Regions from separate parts of the Homo sapiens genome. Here region 2 is linked to region 1. Evidence: read pairs that join two places in POLR2A ChIA-PET (ENCODE). Cell type or tissue: B cell. All regions are shown on one strand. Links, peaks and the distances in the headings refer to the core of each region. The heading gives the core; the rest is flanking DNA. Region 1 overlaps ERCC3 (ERCC excision repair 3, TFIIH core complex helicase subunit). Region 2 overlaps MAP3K2 (mitogen-activated protein kinase kinase kinase 2).

Region 1 (11,325 bases), core at 3,911-8,910:
AGTTTGTTTCCTCAAATAATGGAAGACATGTTCGGTAGCAAGCTTTTGCTCTACTTTAAATAATTAATGTTATACATTTAGTTGAAATCTAGCCAAAAGGTAACTTGAGGATAGCCAGTAAGATGGGCTTTCTCTGTGCAGAATAGTAGGAAACAGCTGTTGACTTTGGAAACACTTTCTTCTATTTTTCTTTACTCTTCTGTATCTGATTAATGTAACAGGCCCCACAGTTGTCTGAAGGAGTGCTTGCAAGAATATCTGTGGTGTTGGGCAGCTTATTCTTTCTTGATAATGATATGGGCAAGAGCCCAGTAGTCTCTGCAACTCATGTTTCCTTGTCTGTTTTGTCCATTTGGTATCTCTCAGGCTCCCGATGGCCATATCTTCTTGGAAGCCTTCTCTCCAGTTTACAAATATGCCCAAGACTTCTTGGTGGCTATTGCAGAGCCAGTGTGCCGACCAACCCATGTGCATGAGTACAAACTAACTGCCTACTCCTTGTATGCAGCTGTCAGCGTTGGGCTGCAAACCAGTGACATCACCGAGTACCTCAGGAAGCTCAGCAAGACTGGAGTCCCTGATGGAATTATGCAGTTTATTAAGGCAAGTGACAGCTGAGACCAGCAATTCCACCTGCCCTGCTAATGTAACAATAGGCATAGGTGCTCCATGTTGTCAGCCTGTGGCAGCCATGAGAATGTGCCATTCAGATTTCCTGTGGGGAGCATAACGACTGATTACCCCAGCCGCTACACTCTGGATCCAGCATTGTGTTCTGGGTGAGGCCATGCTTCTCATGAGCCGCTACACTCTGGATCCAGCATTGTGTTCTGGGTGAGGCCACGCTTCTCATGAGCCGCTCCCAGCTGTGGGTATTAACACAGAGGGGCTACTAATTCAGGCCCATTGTAGCCAGGGAGAATTTGGAAATGCAGCCCAAAGTGAGTGTGCTGGGGACTGAATTGTGTGTGTTCCCCTCAAATTTTGTCTTCAAAACCTAATATCCAATGGTAATGTATTTGGAGTAAGAAAGTAGTTAAGACTAAATGAGGTCGTGATCCGCTATGATTAGTGTCCTCCTAAGAAGAGACACCGGAGCATGCTTTCTCTCACCTGCCCTTCTTGTCATGTGAGTACACAATGGGAAGGTGGTCCATAGACAAGAGCCTTCACCAGAAACTGAATCGGCTGATACCTTGATCATAGACTTTCAGCCTCCACAGCTCTGAGAAAATACAGTTCTAATGTTGAAGCCACCCAGTCTGGAATTTTATTATGGCAGCCCAAGCTGACTAACACAGGTGGTAAACTCTGTCTAAAGCTAAGTATCTGCAGGAGACCAATAGTCAACAAGTTCCATGAGGGAAAGTCAAAAACAACTTCAGATGTTTTTGACAAAACAAAGAGGGTTCCATGTGATTAATAGTTGAACATGCTAGGTTTCTTCTGCGAGATGGGTGAATGCCATTTAAAAGAGATGGACAGTGGCTTTCATTGCCTTTGGCTGATCCAAAAGGAGTCAGATTCAGACCTTGGGATCTGGAGTGGCAGAAGAGTGCCACAGGAATTCAGTATGGTACTGCAGCCAGTCCCAGAGAAGCTGCAGGAGTCCTGGAGAGAACTCTCTTTTCCTGTGATGTGAAAGCGTGCCCGGCCAGGTGCAGTGGCTCACTCCTGTAATCCCAGCACTTTGGGTGGCTGAGGTGGGTGGACCACCTGGGGTCAGGAGTTCAAGACCAGCCTGGCCAACATGGCGAAATTCCTGTCTCTACTAAAAATACAAAAATTCGCCAGGCATGGTGGTGGGTGCCTGTAATCCCAGCTACTCAGGAGGCTGAGGCAGGACAATCACTTGAACCCGGGCGGCAGAGGTTGAAGTGAGCTGAGATCTCACCATTCATTGCACTCCAGCCTGGGCAACAGAGTGAGACTCCGCCTCAGAACAACAACAAAAAAGAAAGCGTGCCCAAGGAGAGGACCTTGTACCAACACTGTGGCTCTGCCTGGTCTTGGCTGCGAATTGCCTGCAGGGATGTAGGTGTTGGTGCACTGTAGTGGTGGATCAGGGACAACAGCGGGGATAGGCAGCCCCTCAAAGTCTGACTGGCAAATTTTTTTTTTCTTTTTTTTTGAGACGGAGTCTTGCTCTGTCGCCCAGGCTGGATAGCAGTGGCATGATCTTGGCTCACTGCAACCTCTACCTCCCAGGCTCAAGCAGTTCTCCTGCCTCAGCCTCCCAAGTAGCTGGGATTATAGGCGCCCGTCACCATGCCCGGCTAATTTTTATATTTTTAGTAGAGATGGGGTTTCACCATGTTGGCCAGGCTGGTCTCGAACTCCTGACCTCAGGTGATCCACCTGGCTCGGCCTCCCAAAGTGCTAGGATTACAGGTGTGAGCCACCGTGCCTGGCCTGAGTGGCAAATTTTTATTGTTGCCACACAGCCTCTACTGTATTCCTTCCTAAAGGTGGTTGGGAACCTGGGAGGATTTAAGCTGTATTCTCTGCCATCAAGATGCTTACATTCTATTTGGGGAAATAGGAGCATTGGTGAAGAGGCTTTGCATTTTATTTAAGCCGCAATTACTGTGCACATACTCTGTGGAGTTGTAGTAATACTGGTGTGGTCTTCTCTAGACTAGGGTGGGGGCTGTGGGAATAGAGAGGAAAGGCAGAATGCAAGATTTTAAGCAGCGTTTTATAACTTAATGGATATGCATCAGAATTACCCAGGCAAGAGGAAGATTTTGTTCTCAGAAAGCAGAGGCCAATGGAAAAAGCTCAGTTTAGGCACATCTGACCACTTTAGGATTGCAAGTTGGGTTTCCCTAAAGTAAAATGAACTTTTCACTTGGTTGGTAGGTGTAAGATGTGACCAGTAATGAATGTGTTCTGAGTTAGCTGCACATTTACCTGTTGGATGTTATCTGTATTTGCAGTTGTGTACTGTCAGCTATGGAAAAGTCAAGCTGGTCTTGAAGCACAACAGGTAAGAGATTCCATGACAGGCCTGTCCCAAGGCACTGTCACTTTCTGCGCACCAGCAGGAATAAAGGGATATGGGAAGGACCTGATGTTTATGCTGTCTTTTCTGTGAAGCACAGATAAGAGAAGAGAAACAAGAGATGTGGCCCAGACTGGAAACTCATCCACTGGCCACTGTATTTCCTCTAGCAGTGGAGCTGGGCTCAGGCCCCTGCCTACTTGACCTCAAAGTCACAACCCTCATATGTTAAATCATGGCCGGCAGCTCATGGTACAGATTTGGCGAAGGGTTGTGGGGAGAGTCATGAGGCTTGTATTTCCAGACCATCTAATTGAATGAGCAGTGGAATCTCCAGGAGGTACCTGCTGGTCAGTAGACCCCTTCTTCCTCCCCTGCTTGCAGATACTTCGTTGAAAGTTGCCACCCTGATGTAATCCAGCATCTTCTCCAGGACCCCGTGATCCGAGAATGCCGCTTAAGAAACTCTGAAGGGGAGGCCACTGAGCTCATCACAGAGACTTTCACAAGCAAATCTGCCGTATGTGGACTCCTGGGCCACCCTTGGGTGGGGGCAGGCATTTAGGATTTCAGTTCTCTCAGGTGTCTTTAACCCAGCACTTACAACCTAGCAGCCCTGCTGGTTCTACCCTTTACAACTTCACCCATTGCTTGATAACAGCAGAATTAAATGTTGTGTGCACGTTCAGCACCTACCTCTCTCACAGATTTCTAAGACTGCTGAAAGCAGTGGTGGGCCCTCCACTTCCCGAGTGACAGATCCACAGGGTAAATCTGACATCCCCATGGACCTGTTTGACTTCTATGAGCAAATGGACAAGGATGAAGAAGAAGAAGAAGAGACACAGACAGTGTCTTTTGAAGTCAAGCAGGTTAGTGAATGTACCTTCCTCCTGGTTCCTTCACTGAGCTGCTGTTAGAAGCTAGTCCAGCCATGTGTCGACTCTGCCTGTAGTCTGTGTGAAAGGAAGGAGTCCCTGTTGGTCCCTGAATTGCTTTCTCCTTTTTATTATCTGTGAGCCATGGCATCATTTCTCCTGATGGAGTTAAAGTCCCAGTGTCCTCTTTTTCAGGCTGGTAGGCTGGTCTTCACAGGTTCCTGAGGAGATGTGAGAAATGGTGCCTGAAGGTCAATTTTGCCTGCTGATTAGATTTCATTTTCAAAGTGTTGTTAGTCTGGGTTGCTTTTCTGTGCTTTATCCCGGTTGTTGACTGAGCAAGATCTAAAATCTTGTAGAAGTTTAGATAGAATGCCACTTTTTTGACCATTGGACCTCTTAGAAGATGTAATGTTTTTGAGCACAGTAACAAGATTTTAAAACCCCTTTTGTGCCCTCTTTCCAGGAAATGATTGAGGAACTCCAGAAACGTTGCATCCACCTGGAGTACCCTCTGTTGGCAGAATATGACTTCCGGAATGATTCTGTCAACCCTGATATCAACATTGACCTAAAGCCCACAGCTGTCCTCAGACCCTATCAGGAGAAGAGCTTGCGAAAGATGTTTGGAAACGGGCGTGCACGTTCGGGGGTCATTGTTCTTCCCTGCGGTAAGTGGTACCAGAGTTAAGAAGGTGGTCAGGCTGTTGTGTCTGGATCTGCCAGCTGCCTCCCGCTTTCTCTCTGCACATTTCCCTAAATCACACCTTGCTGAAAAGCCAAGATCAGGTGACTCCCTGATTCATGACTTGACAAATATTTGAGTGCTTGCTGTGTATGGGCCCTGGCCTGGACACTGGGGGTATTATGGTGGCTAGAACAACACTTCTGACCTCATGGAGCTCACTCTTCTGGGGAAGAGACAGATGGTAAGCAGATGTGTACAACCTTGGGTGGTGCTAGAGTCAGCGAAGAAAAATTAGAGCACATGAGGGGTGAGATTGTAATGATGGCAAGGGGCTGTTGCACTTAGTGGGGTTAGGTTCTTGTTCTTGAATCAGCCTTAGGGGTTGTGTATTTGGAGACTCCCTAGCGCAGAAACTTTGGTGTTCCTGGATGACTAGGATGGTGTGCAGGTCCAGGGAAAGGCAGGAGTGGCCCCCTGGGCACCTGTTTGACCACTTATCCCAGTAGTGTCAGGTCCTAGCCTAGCTTCTTGGCCAGAGACCACAGCAGACTCACCTTGGGACCCCACTGAGGACTTACAGAGGCAAGGTCTTCAGGGAAGGGGAGGTTCTTTTTTTCCAAAACTCCAAGGGTTATTTTGATGTTGTTTTCCTTTTTTATTTCACTTTACAAATTTTTTTTATTTACGTTTATTCCTGGTAACTCACAGTGTATTTTTATAATAAAGGAAGGATCTCTGTTTAATGGAAAAGCTTGATTTTTCTCTTGATCTTCAAATGGTGGATGGTAGTAAACTCAGAAGCTCCTGGAATTTCATTTTCTCTGTACACACATAGCGCATCCCTGAATTCTCAGCCCCGTTTGCTGTGTAATAATAATAGTGGTCTTTTGCCGAGTGCCTCCTTCTGTGGGCCAGGCATGCTGGGACCCAGTAGCTTCACTGTCCCGTGGCTGTGGGCAAGGTAAAGTACTCCTCAGCTTTAGTTTTTCAATCTTTCTTTTTTCTTTTTGAGACAGAGTCTTGCTCCGTTGCCCATGCTGGAGTGTAGTGGCGCCATCTTGGCTCACCACAACCTCCGCCTACTGGGTTCAAGATATTCTCCTGCCTCAGCCTCCCAAGTGACCGGGATTATAGGCGCCCGCCACCATGCCCGGCTAATTTTTTGTATTTTTAGTAAAGATAGGGTTTCACCATGTTGGCCAGGCTGGTCTTGAACTCCTGACCTCATGTGATCTACCCACCTCGGCCTCCCAAAGTGCTGGGATTACAGGTATGAGCCACCGTGGCATGGTGGCTCAGCCAGGTTTTTCTATCTTTAAAATAACAATAACAGGCATTTCTCTTCTCACTGGTTTGTTTTGAGATTTTGACATTTAAATGAGATGTGTGTAAAGTGCTACAGTAGGCCCCAGCGCCTGCCATTTCTCACATATGTATGTGAAGTGGGCATGTCTCCTCATTATAAAGAAGAAAACAGGCTGGAGCAGTGTGTGTCGCTCAGATGTCAGCTATGTGGACTGTTACAAGACATTTTCCTAGATTGCTGTACTTGTGAGTCATTCTGCCTGTCCCTGTCCTTCATTTCAACCTGTCCTTGGGTGGGATTGCACTCTTGTTTCTTGTAGGTGCTGGAAAGTCCCTGGTTGGTGTGACTGCTGCATGCACTGTCAGAAAACGCTGTCTGGTGCTGGGCAACTCAGCTGTTTCTGTGGAGCAGTGGAAAGCCCAGTTCAAGATGTGGTCCACCATTGACGACAGCCAGATCTGCCGGTTCACCTCCGATGCCAAGGACAAGCCCATCGGCTGCTCCGTTGCCATTAGCACCTACTCCATGCTGGGCCACACCACCAAAAGGTCCTGGGAGGCCGAGCGAGTCATGGAGTGGCTCAAGACCCAGGAGTGGGGCCTCATGATCCTGGATGAAGTGCACACCATACCAGGTAAGCAGGCTGGAGCTGAGCTGTCCACTTGCTGAACAGACAAACCAATTTCCAGTTGTTAGGTTGGGAAAGGGACTGCTGTGTAGCCCACCCAACTGGCTAGAAAGACTTGCTGGCTTGCTGGGTAAAGCTTTTAATAGTTCTTTTTTTTTTTTTTGAGAGGGAGTCTCACTCTGTCACCCAAGCTGGAGTGCAGTGGCACGATCTCAGCTCACCACAACTTCCACCTCCCAGGTTCAAGCAGTTCTCTGCCTCAGCCTCTGAGTAGCTGGGATTACAGGCACCTGCCACCATGCTAGGCTAATTTTTGTATTTTTGTAGAGACAGGGTTTCCCCATCTTGGCCAGGCTGGTCTTGAACTCCTGACCTCGTGATCCACCCACCTCATCCTCCCAAAGTGCTGGGATTACAGGCGTGAGCCACCGTGCCCGGCCAGTAATTCTTAAGTGGGATGCAGGCAGGAGTGTTCACATTCACAGTTTGCTTAATCACTGGCTCAGTAGTGATTTAGAAAATGATATTTTCTTTCCTCCATCTTCCTTTTGCTGCTCAGCTTCATCCGTTTTTTAATGGCCCTCTAAAAACTGGGTTAGGAGCACTGAAAAGCCCTTCCCAAAATGGTGGTGATGTGTTTTATTTGAAGCCCGGAATATTGATCCTTAGTCAATATGTAATAGAAGCCCTACTTCTCCAAGTATCATGGGCAAACCTTTTTTTTTTAAGCTGCTCTATTGATTTAATTTATATACCATAAAATCACCCCTTGTAAATATATAATCCAATGAGTTTTAGTAAATTTGTGGACCAGTGCAACCATGACCATGATCCAAGTTTTCTTTTCTTTTTTTTTTTGAGATGGCATCTTGCTTTGTTGCCCAGGCTGGAGTGCAGTCGTGTGATCTTGGCCCACTGCAACCTCCGCCTCTAGGGTTCAACTGATTCCCCTGCCTCAGCCTCCCAAGTAGCTGGGACTACAGGTGTGTACTACCACACCCGGCTAATTTTTTTTTATTTGAGACAGTTTCGCTCTTGTTGCCCAGGCTGGAGTGCAGTGGTGCAATCTCAGCTCACTGGAAGCTCTGCCTCCCGGGTTCAAGTGATTCTCCTGCCTCAGCCTCCCGAGTAGCTAGGATTACAGGTGTGCGCCACCATGCCCAGCTAATTTTATATTTTTAGTAGAGACAGGGTTTCTCCGTGTTGGTCAGGCTGGTCTCAAACTCCTGACTTCAGGTGATCCGCCCACCTCAGCCTCACCCTGGGATTACAGGCGTAAAGTACCACACCTGGCCAAATTTTTGTATTTTTAGTAGAGAAAGGGTTTCGCCATGTTAGCCAGGCTGGTCTTGAAGTCCAGACTTTAAGTGATCTGCCTGCTTGGGCCTCCCAAAGTACTGGGATTATAGACGTGAGCCACTGCATTCGGCCACCATGATCCAGTTTTAGATTTCCTTTGTACTCATTTGCAGTCAATCTTTGTTTCTCTATCTAGCTTCAGATGACTACTGAACTGCTGTCACTATAGATTTGCTTTTTATGGAAAATTTATATAAACACAATCATACAATATATATTATGTCTGGCTTCTTTCACTTCCCATAATGATTCATCTGTGCCTTAGCATTTATCAGTAGTTTGTTCCTTTTATTGCTGTATAGTTTTTTGGGCGAATCTTTTTTGATAAAAACAGATTAAGGGATTAAGATTAACAAATTAGGAGTGGGCATGGTGGCTGACACCTGTAGTCTCCTAGCACTTTGGGAGGCCAGGGCAGGAGGATTGCTTGAGCCCAGGAGCTTAAGATTAGCCTGGGTAACATAGTGAGACATGTCTCTACAAAAAAAAATTTTTTTAATTAGCCAAGTGTGGTGGTGTGCACCTGTGGTCTCAGCTGCTGAGGAGGCTGAGGTGGGAGGATCACTTGAACCTGGGAGGTTGAGGCTGCAGTGAACCATGATTGTGCAACTGTACTCCAGCATGGGTGACAGAGTGTGAGACTCTGTCTCAAAAAAAAAAAATAAAGATGAACAGATTAGGGTAAATTAAGGAGTCTAATAGAGGTTACTATGAACAAAATGAAATCTGAGGCATTTTCACAGGTAGTGTTCAAAATGTCAAAATGGCCCCAGCATCTGGTTCTTTCTGTGCATGAGAGCTCTTCAGCCCTGATGGGTTTCTGGAGATACCTAGAGATGTTCACAGCTGGCCAGGGAGGGATTGGAGGTCTTTCTGATGGAAGCCCAGGGTGTGGGCCCTGCTGTGGGAAAGTACTTGGCATAGTGAGACAGCACAAGGTGGCCATGCGGCCAGAGGAGAGCATAGGAACAGTAGTCAAGGCTGAGGAAGATTAGCGGTATTGGGGCAGGTCTTGTAGGACCTTGTAGGCCACGACAAGAACTTTGGCTTGTACTCTTAGTGTGAAGCCATCTGAGGGATTTGAGCAGAGCATGACATGAGTTGACTTTACACTGTAAAAATACTGCCCTGGCTGCTGTGCTGGAAATAGACTGAAGGAAGCAAGACAGAAGCGGTGAGGTGAGTTTGTGGAATCCCAGTAAGGATGAAGGCGTGATCCGACTCTGGATATGTTGTGAAGCTTTAATTGACAGGTCAGGTGTGGAATCAGAGAGAAATCAAGAATGACACTAAGGTTTTTGGCTTGAACAAAGGGAGGATACAGTGGGCATTAATTGAGATGGGGAACACTCTCAAAGGAGCTGGTCTGGAAGGTGACTATCAGGAGTTGGGCTTTAGATGTGTGAATTTGAGTTTCCTGTTAGGCATTCAGGCCATGGCAAAAAGGTTAAGAAATAGGCCAAAGAAATTGATAGACATTTCACCAAAAAAGGATATACATATGTCAAAAAAGCACTTGAAAAAGGGTTCAACCTCATTAGTCATCAGGGAACTGCAGATTTAAACCCACCACAGGATGCTCCCATATGCCAGTTAGAAGGGCCAAAATAAAAAATACTGATGTGCGGGTGCTGATGAGGTCACAGCAACTGAACTGTCACACATTCCTGGAGGGATGGATTGCAAAGTGTATGGTCACTGTGGAAAACAGTTTGTCCATTTATTATGAAATTACCACATGACCCATCAGTCCCATTCCTGTGTATCCTGGATACATGAAAAGAGGTTTACACAAAATCCTGTACACGAATGTTTATGGCAGCTCTGTTCATAATATCCAAAACCCAGGTGCTCATCAGTGGGTGTCTGGATAAACAAGCTGTGGTACATCCATACACTGGAACACTACTCAGTAGTGAAAAAGAACAAACTTGCTGCATGTTGCAACCTGGATGAATCTCAAAAGCATGGTGCTGAGTGAAAGAAGTCAGCCTCAAAAGCTTCCATAGTATGTGATTTCATTTATACAACGACAGTATAGTGCTGGCCAGCAGATCAGTGGTTGCCAGAAGTGGGGGGTCAGAGATGGATGACTCTAAAGGAGAGCACAGGGGAATTTTGGGGGATGCTGTCTTTATCTGTACCCTGATTGTGGTGCTGGTTACAAAAATGTAAATATGTTAAAATGCATAGAAGTGCCCCCCCCACCCCCCGCCCCAAGTCAGTTTTACTGTGAGAATTTAAAAACTCAAAAGAAAAAAGGTGGAAGGGTGGGTATTGGGTCTGCTAGGATTGAAAATTGATGGTACAGAGAATCACTACCCACAAAGGAGTCTGGAATTGTTCTGTAGCAGTTTGGTTGGAAGCTGTGTTCAGGGCTTGAGGCATTCTGTCTGACTATATGTTTGGTACACGTTCATGTTTTTCTTTAACCCAAGCCCCAGGTCCCAGGTTCCAGGGGACAACAGCACAGATTTGGGATTGGTTATCTGATGAACAAGTACAAAAAGGTGCATCTCACACTCACATATGTCTGTGAGTTTGTCTGTCTCTCGTCTAGTTCACTGGATGAGTTAGTCTTTGGTTGAGTTGCGGAGTGAAACCAACAAACTCTAAGGGATTTTTGAGTACAGGCCCCATAAGCCCAGTGGCCTGGCCATGCTCATTGTCCCAGAGAGCAAATGTTAAATAAGGGAATGCTAGGAAGTCACAGTAAGTCTCCTGACTGTCTTAACGTCTGCTGTGTTGGGTTAGGTGGAGTGATCAATCTTTGAGATTTATCTCAAAGGATAAAGATTGCTGTGCTGTTTTACAGATTTTTCAAAAGGAGCTCTGTTATGCCTTTTTATTAATGATTCATATTATGGTACTTGTGTATATTAAGTGCTTCCTGTGTGCTAGGTACTGTGCCAGTTTCATTATTTCTACAGGTATTTATTGAGAACCTACTAAGTTTAGGCACTGTACTTGGCACTGGAGACAAAGTGGAAGGGACAGCCAAGTAACCACACAAATAAATGCCAAATGACAACCATGACATAATGTTGAGTGATACAAGCCACACACAAAAGTGCATACTATGATTTCATTCATGCAAAGTTCAGAAAGGAGGCAGACCCCTCTCAGAAGTCAGAGGAGTGTTTCCCTCAAGGAAGAGTGCTAGTTATTGACAGAAGGGGTCAGGGGAGAGACCTCTGGGTGCCTGGTTCTCTATATCCTGATCTAGGTGGTTCCACAGCTGCATGTCTGTAAAAATATATTGAGTAGTATGCTGTGAGTTATTCACCTGTGACAGCTGTCAGGGCTGTAGGAGAGTGTAATAGAGGGGTGTGATGGGGTCACGGGTGTCCAGGCAGAGTCCTACCTGCCTTATCCTTGTCTTGGGTCAGTATGTCCCCCAGTGTTGCCTCTCTGGGGCCCACACTGGGTTGGTGTAGCCATTGCCTTGACTACCATTTCCCT
Region 2 (8,209 bases), core at 22-5,021, 64 kb before region 1:
CACTTCCCAGTAGGGGCGGCCGGGCAGAGGCGCCCCTCACCTCCCGGACGGGGTGGCTGGCCGGGCCGGGGTTTGACCCCCCCCACCTCCCTCCCGGACGGGGCGGCTGGCCAGGCGGGGGGCTGACCCCCCCCACCTCCCTCCCGGACGGGGCAGCTGCTGGACGGAGACACTCCTCACTTCCCAGACGGGGCGGCTGCCGGGCGGAGGGGCTCCTCACTTCTCAGACAGGACGGCTGCTGGGCGGAGGGGCTCCTCACTTCTCAGACGGGGCGGCTGCCGGGCGGAGGGTCTCCTCACTTCTCAGATGGGGCGGCCGGGCGGAGATGCTCCTCACCTCGCAGACGGGGTCACGGCCGGGCGGAGGCGCTCCTCACATCCCAGACGGGGCGGCGGGGCAGAGGCCCTCCCCACATCTCAGACGATGGGCGGCCGGGCAGAGACGCTCGTCACTTCCTAGATGGGATGGCGGCAGGACAGAGACGCTCCTCACTTTCCAGACTGGGCAGCCAGGCAGAGGGGCTCCTCACATCCCAGACGATGGGCGGCCAGGCAGAGACGCTCCTCACTTCCCAGACGGGGTGGCGGCTGGGCAGAGGCTGCAATCTCGGCACTTTGGGAGGCCAAGGCAGGCGGCTGGGAGGTGGAGGTTGTAGCCAGCCGAGATCACGCCACTGCACTCCAGCCTGGGCACCATTGAGCACTGAGTGAACGAGACTCCATCTGCAATCCCGGCACCTTGGGAGGCCGAGGCTGGCGGATCACTTGAGGTTAGGAGCTGGAGACCAGCCCAGCCAACACAGCGAAACCGCGTCTCCACCAAAAAAATACGAAAACCAGTCAGGCATGGCGGCGCGCACCTGCAATCGCAGGCACTCGGCAGGCTGAGGCAGGAGAATCAGGCAGGGAGGTTGCAGTGAGCCGAGATGGCAGCAGTACAGTCCAGCTTCGGCTCGGCATCAGAGGGAGACCGTGGAAAGAGAGGGAGAGGGAGGGAGGGGGAGGAGGAGGGAGAGGGAGAGGGAAGCATGCACTCTTTTTTAACTTACTGCTTTGCCATCCTAAGCATGTGGCCAAGGATTAAAATATCTAACAACTAGTTTTATATAATTTGGAATTTGAAGCTTAGCTCTGTCTAGATTGGAGATACAGATTTGAGGGTTAGTTTATAGGTGATGTTTCTTCAAGAGACTCAATAGAATGAAAAGAGTAGTAGTGCAAGAATGAAACTTCAAATGACACTGGCATTTAATAGCCAAACAAGGAAGAAGAGATTCTGAAGCAGACTCAGGTGAGATGTGGGAAGTGGGGTGAAGAATGGAGACTCGTGAGAGTGCATTGCCATGGAAGCTGTAATGGATATTTATGTTTTTAGCCTACCGGTATTTAAACAACCTTCTCTTTTCTTTTCTTTTTTTGCAGTGGTGGGGATGGGATCATCCATTGTGTTAGTCTTGGCGGAAGTAGCAGTGTTCTGTATCTAACCTTTACTGTAGTAGAATATAACACCAAAAGTAGGGAAGTTGGCCAGGCATGGTGGCTCACGGCTGTAATCGCAGCACTTTAGGAGGCCAAGGCAGGTGGATTGCTTGTGCCCAGAAGTTCAAGACCAGACTGGGCAACATAGCAAAACCGTGTCTCTACCGAAAATACAAAAATTAGCTGGGCATGGTGGTGCGTACCTGTAGTACCAGCTACTTGGGTGGCTGAGGTGGGAGTATCACTTGAGCCCAAGAGGTCAAGGCTGCAGCGAGCCATGATTGTGCCACTGCGCTCTAGCCTGGGTGACAAAGCAAGACCCTGTCTCAAAAAAGAAAAAAAAAACACAAAAAAACAAGAAGTAGGGAAGTCTAGATTATATGAAGTAAGCCATGGCAAGGACTTTGGAATTTATTCAAAGTAGAGAAACTACCAGTACTTTCTGACAGAGAGAGAGCATTAACATTCTCTGACTTACTTTTTAAAAGGGTGATCCTTATTGTTGTATAGGAAATGAGTTATATTAGAGTTTGGAGTAAAATCAAGTTGATCAGATATGAAACTATTTCAGTAATCCATGCAAGAGAGGATTATGGCTTGGAGTAGTGAAATATATTTTTAAGGGAAAGCTAATGGGATTTGCTAATGGATTGGAATATAAGGTGAGAGCATGAGAGGGGTCAAGCCTATCTCAAAATTTTTGTTTTGAGCAACTGGAAAAATAGAGATGCTTCTTGATAAGACTGGAGAAGAATAGATTTTTTTCACTTTGTTTTTGTTTTTACAATTTTTTTCTTCTGAAATAAGTTCCAGAAGTTGCAAAACCAGTATAAAGAAATTTGTTTTGATTATTTGAGAGTAACTTGCTAACATGAGGTCCCATCACCCCACAATATTTTAGTTTGTAATTGCTATCAATAAGGATATTTTTCTACATATCCAGAATCCAACTGTCAAAATGAGGAGGTTAGCATTGATAGAACCTGTGGATTATATCATCTAATCCACAGAACCCATTCAAGTTTTGCCAGTAGTCCCAATAATGCTCATTTTAGGAAAATAATTCAATCAGGATTATAATTTGCATTTAGTTGTTGTGTCTTTTTGATGTATTTCAATCTAGAACAGCCATAACGTTTCCTTGACTTTCATGATTTCGACAGTTTTGAGGTTTACAGAGCAGTTAATTCTTAGACTATTTCTCAATTGAGATTTGTCTAATGCTTCCCTATGAATCAATTCAGGTTATCAATTTTTGGTAGCAGTATCACAGAGGTGATGTGGTATTCTTCTCAGTGTTACCTTACCAGTTGGCACTTTTTTTTAATTTTTAAAAATTGAAGTCAGGCTAGTTAGGTACATGATTTTAATTTGCCTGTTACTGATGATCTTAATTAACATGGATCACTTGACTTAAGCTTTTTTTTTTGTCTGCTGGCTTTCTACACTAGAAAGGGTACTTTTTTTTCCTTTGAAAAATGAGTGGAAATGATTATTTTTTGGAGATGGTGTGTTGAAACTAAGTAACTCATTCCTCATCACACTTTTCATCCACTAGCTTTAGCATTTGTTGATTTTTCTTGGTTGAATTATTACTTAATTATTTCTATTGATGATTGCTGAATGGTGGTCTTTCTAATTTTATTACATTCATTAGTTGACATTCTACTGTAAGAAAAAGCTTTCTCTTCCTCCCATTGTTGATTTATTTGTTTATCTTTGTTTTTATGGACTCATGGTTTTCTTCTTTCTTTTTTTTTTTTTTTTTGTTTTTGTTTTTGTTTCAGGAGATGGGATCTTGCCATGTCGCCCTGGTGGGATACAAACCCCTGGGCTGAAGTGATCCTCCTGCCTCAGTCTCCTGAGTAGCTGAGATTATAGCTATTGGGCCTAACTTCATTGTTTCATTTTTTCTATTCAGTGGGCCTGTAATCCAACATTATTTTTATTTTGATGCTCAAATTGTCCCATATTTGATAAGTGGAATCCCCTTCAAGTTGTGCCTGTGGCCTTCTGACATGTCCCCATAAGTCTTTATGTGCTTTCTTTCTGGTTCAGTGAGATGTTTTAGGCTCATTTTGCAATTACCTCCTCTAAATCAGCTGTATCTCAGTCATATTCTGATTCCTCAGCCGTACAGTGGGGATTGGTACTTGCAGACATCAGGGCAGCGTGGCAAAACTCCATCTCTACAGAAAATTAGCTGGGCGTGGTAGCAAATGCTATAGGCTGAGGTGGAAGAATTGCTTAAGCCCGGGAGATTGAGGCTGCAGTGAGCTGTGATAGTACCACTGCACATCAGCCTGGGTGACAGTGCAAGACCCTGTCACAGAAAACAAAACAAAACCACCTGAAAAATTTCGTTGAGAATTTAAATTTTTATTGAAAGAGAATATACTAAATAAAACTTCCCCAACCACTTTGTGACTTTCTCTATGTGCATATGTATGGTAGGAGAATTTTGTATTCCAGCTAGTTGTTTCCTCAAAAGGTAAATTGGAGTGATATGGCATTATGGAAAGTTTACTTGAGTAAGAAATAAGAAACAGGTATTCAAGTCTTAGCTTTGTCCAACTTTATAAGTTATATTATCTTTTTGGCCCTCAGATTTTAAAATAAGATGTTTAGACTAGATGTTTTCTTCTCAGCTGTTTAAAATTTAGTCTTATATTTGTCTTGATTAAAAGTCCTAAAAACTGAGGTAATACAGTGGTTGCCCTTGAAATGGTACTGATAGGCATGATGAAGGGAGCACTTTCTCGAGACCAGGCTGGATGGCCTGTAATCCCAACACTTTGAGAGGCCGAGGCAGGAGGATTGCTTGAGCCCAGGAGTTTGAGACCAGCCTGGGCAACACAGTGAGACGCCATATAAAAAAACAAAAACAAAAACAAAAAACTAGCCAGGCATGATGCGTACCTGTAGTCCCAGCTACTTGAGAGGCTGCAGCAAGAGGATCACTTGAGTCAGGGAAGTTGAGGCTGCCGCAGGCAGTGATCATGCCAGTGCACTCTAACCTGGGCAACAAAGTGAGACCCTGTCTCCAAAAAAAAAAAGAAAGAAAAGAAAGGAACACTTTCTTGTTTTATGTTATATTCTGTGTTAATAATTTTTACATTTTTTCTTTGATAATTCCTTAATGTTACTTGACATTTGAAAATAATATAACTAAAAAGAAATTAAAGTTGTCAGTGCTTACAAAATGGCAGCATGCAAGGATAACATGGTTGTTTTTGTAAAAATTTGAATTAGTTGCTAATATTTGAAATTGGGGAGATCTCACATTAAAATTTGGATTAGGGCTTTTTGAAAAACCAGCATATCTGATAATACTGAGCCCGAACTTCTGTAGCAGCTATTGACTGGAGCTGAGGCAGTTGCTTCTCTAGGTGAGCAAATGATCTCTAGTTATTCATAGAACCAGCCACTTCTATTTTGTTTCCTTCCTTTCTCCCTTCCTTCCTTTTTCAGTTATAATTTGCATACCATGAAATTCACCCTTTTAAATACTACAATTCAGTAATCTTTCATTTATTCACAGAGTTGTGCAACCATCACCACTGCCTCACTCCAGAACATTTCCTCATCCCCCAAAAGATACTTCATACTCATTCACAGTCATTCCCCATTTCCCATACCCTGGCTTTAGGAAATCACTAATCTACTTTCAGTCTCTGTAGATTTGCTATTCTAGACATTTCATGTAAGTGGAATATGGGGCTTTTTAAAAATCTGGCTTATTCCACTTAGCATAAATTTGTCCATGTTGGAGCATGTATAGGTACTTTATTCTTTTTAATGACTGAATTTTATTTATTTGTTTATTTATTTATTGGAGATGAAGTCTCACTCTGTTGTCCAGGCTGGAGTGTAGTGGCGTAATGTGGGCTCACTGCAACATCTGCCTCCCATGTTCAAGCAATTCTCCTGCCTCAGCCTCCTGAGTAGCTGGGATTACAGGCTCCTGCCACCATGCCCAGCTAATTTTTGTGTTTTTAGTAGAGATAGGGTTTCATCACATTGGACAGACTGGTCTCAAACTCCTGACCTCAAGTGATCCAATTATCTCAGCTTCCCAAAGTGCTGGGATTACAGATGTAATCTGTAAGCCACCACACATGGTCAATAATATTTCATCATATGGATATAGGACATGTTTCTCTCTTCATCAGTTGATGGACATTTGGGTTCTTATAAATAGTGCTGCATTGAATTTACAGGGTTTTGTGTGGTTGTGTGCTTTCAGTTCTCTTGGGTATATACAATAGGAGTGGAAACAGTGGCTCATATTTCTTCACATCTTCATTACCACCTGTCATTGTCTTTCTTTTTGATTATAGTCATCCTACTGGATGTGAGGTAGTATGTCATTTTGATTTTTATTGGCATTTCCCTGATGACAGATGATACTGAGCATCTTTATTTTTCTTTTTCAGTATTGTTGTGGCTATTCAGTGCCTATTGCAGTTTCATATGAATTTAAGGATCAGTTTTCCGTTTCTGCTAAAAGAGGCCATTGGAATTTTGATAGAGAGTTCATTGAATCTGTAGATAACTTTGGGAGTATTGCTATCTTAAAAATATTGTTTTCCCATTCATGAATATGGGATGTCTTTCTGTATATTTAGGTCTACTTTAATTTCTTTCAACAGTGTTTTGTAGTTTTTAGAGTGCAAGCTGCATTTTTTTGTTGTTGTTAAATATGTTCCTAAGTACTTTATTTTTTTTGGTGGTATTGTAAATGAAATTGATTTCTTAATTTTATTTCCAGAATGTTTATTGCTAATGTATAGAAATATAATTGATTTTTGAATGTTGACCTTGTATCCTGCATCTGTGCTGAACGTGTTTATTGATTCTAATACTGTTTTTGTTTGTTTCTTAGGTTTTCCTGTATCTAAGATTATGTCACTTGCAAATGGGTATAGTTTTACTTCTTATCCAGTCTGGATTCCGTTTATTTCATTTTCTTGCCTCGTCTTCTGACTAGAACCTCTAGTACAATATTAAATAGATGTGTGGCAAGAGTGGACATCCCCATATTCCTGGCCTTACTGGGAATGTATCCTGTTTTTCACCATGAAGTTTTTCACCATAATCAACTTGATTATGTCCTCTTCTGTTTGTTATCTTTTGAGCATAAAAGGGTGTTGAATTTTGGCACATGTGTTTTCTGTATGTTTTGAGATGATTTGGTTTTTGTTCTTTTTTCTTTTTTTTCTTTTTTTCCTTGAGACAGAGTCTCGCTCTGTCGCGCGGGCTAGAGTACAGTGCAGCATGATCTCTGCTCACTGCCAACCTCTGCCTCCCAGGTTCAAGGGAGTCACCTGCCTCAGCCTCCCAAGTAGCTGGGATTATAGGTGCCCATCACCATGCCTGGCTAATTTTTGTATTTTTAGTAGAGGCAGGGTTTTGCCATGTTGGCCAGGCTGATTTCGAACTCCTGACCTCAGGTGATCCGCCTGCCTCAGCCTCCCAAAGTGCTGGGATTACAGGCATGAGCCACTGTGCCTGCCTGGTTTTTGTTCTTTGTTCTGTTAATGTGGTTTTTTACATTGATTGGATTTTATGTGCTGAACCAACCTTGATTTTGTTGGATATATCCCAAATGTGCATGGTATATAATTTGTTTTTTAATGTTCTAGGTTAGGTTTGCTAGTATTTTATTGAGGATTTTTGCATCTGTATTGATGAGATATTGATCTTTAGTTTTCTCATCTTGTGATGGCTTTGTCTGGTTTTGGTATTGGAGTAATACTGGCTTCACAATGAATTGGGAAGTGTTCCTTCTTTTTTTTTTTTTTTTTTTTTTAAAACCAGTTTTTGTAAATTCTGTAAATGTTTGAAGTGATCTGGTCCAGGGCTTTTATTTGTGAGAAATTTTTCATTTCTAATTTAGTCTTTTTACTTTTTATAGGTCTGTTCAAATTCTTAATTTCTTCTTGATGAGTCGATTTTGATAATTTGTTTCTTTTTAGGAATTTGTCTGTGTCATCTCAGTCATCTAATTTGTTGATGTACAGTTGTTAACAGTATTCTCTTATCCTTTTTATTTCTGAAAGGTTGGTGTAATTGCTCCCTTTTGAATTCTTGAATTTAGTTATTTGTGTTTTCCCTCTTCTTTTTTTGATTAGCTAAAAGTTTGTTAGTTTTGTTGATCTTTTCAAAGGGCCAATTTTTGTTTTCTTGATTTTTTTTTTAAATTTCAGTGGTATTTTTATTTTCTACTCCCTATTCCTTTAGCTTGTTTCAGATTTAAATTGTTCCTCATCTTCTAGTATTTTAAGGTCAAAGGTTAGGTTATTGATTTGACATCCTTCTTGTTTGTCAATGTAAATATTTACAGTTATAAATTTTATCTTTAGATGCATCCAATACATTTTGTTTTGATGTGTTTTCATTTTTATCTCAAAGTATTTTCTAATTTTCCTTATGCCTTCTAGTGACCCATTGATTATTTTTATGTTTTTTAATTTTCACATATTTGTGAATTTTCCAGATATCCTTGTGTTGCCAATTTCTAATTTTATTGCATTTTTGTCAGAGAACACACTTTGTGTGATTTCAATCCATGTAGTTACTGAGATTTGTTTTATTACCTAATATTTGGTCTGTCTTGGAAATGTCCTATATGTATTTGAGAAGAGTGTATATTCTGCTGTTTTGAGGTTGATTATTCTGTAGGTGTTTGTTAAGCCTAGTAGTTTATAGTGTTGTACAAGTCTTGTAT

What was found. Peaks named below come from ENCODE experiments on the same cell type or tissue, not always from the same donor. Only the 100,000 strongest peaks of a DNase experiment are listed, where the experiment ranks them.
Region 2: POLR2A ChIA-PET joins it to region 1 with 9 read pairs; 2 of 35 experiments call an interaction of 5 or more read pairs at or near these places.

What each region holds. Positions count from the first base shown.
Region 1 is chr2:127,281,888-127,293,212 of GRCh38, reverse strand. ERCC3 (ERCC excision repair 3, TFIIH core complex helicase subunit) reads left to right here. Exons shown (of 15, transcript NM_000122.2): 3 at 367-603; 4 at 2,940-2,989; 5 at 3,389-3,524; 6 at 3,712-3,876; 7 at 4,349-4,553; 8 at 6,196-6,510. Among named protein-coding and RNA genes, the nearest start is that of ERCC3, 6.6 kb to the left of the region's middle. In B cell, for the core only: no CTCF peak of the experiment used is centred there; no DNase peak of the experiment used is centred there.
Region 2 is chr2:127,345,493-127,353,701 of GRCh38, reverse strand. All of the region lies in intron 1 of MAP3K2 (mitogen-activated protein kinase kinase kinase 2), which reads left to right. Among named protein-coding and RNA genes, the nearest start is that of MAP3K2-DT, 38 kb to the left of the region's middle. RefSeq lists an enhancer at 1,216-1,715. In B cell, for the core only: no CTCF peak of the experiment used is centred there; no DNase peak of the experiment used is centred there; H3K4me3 peaks cover 417 bases; H3K27ac peaks cover 1,773 bases.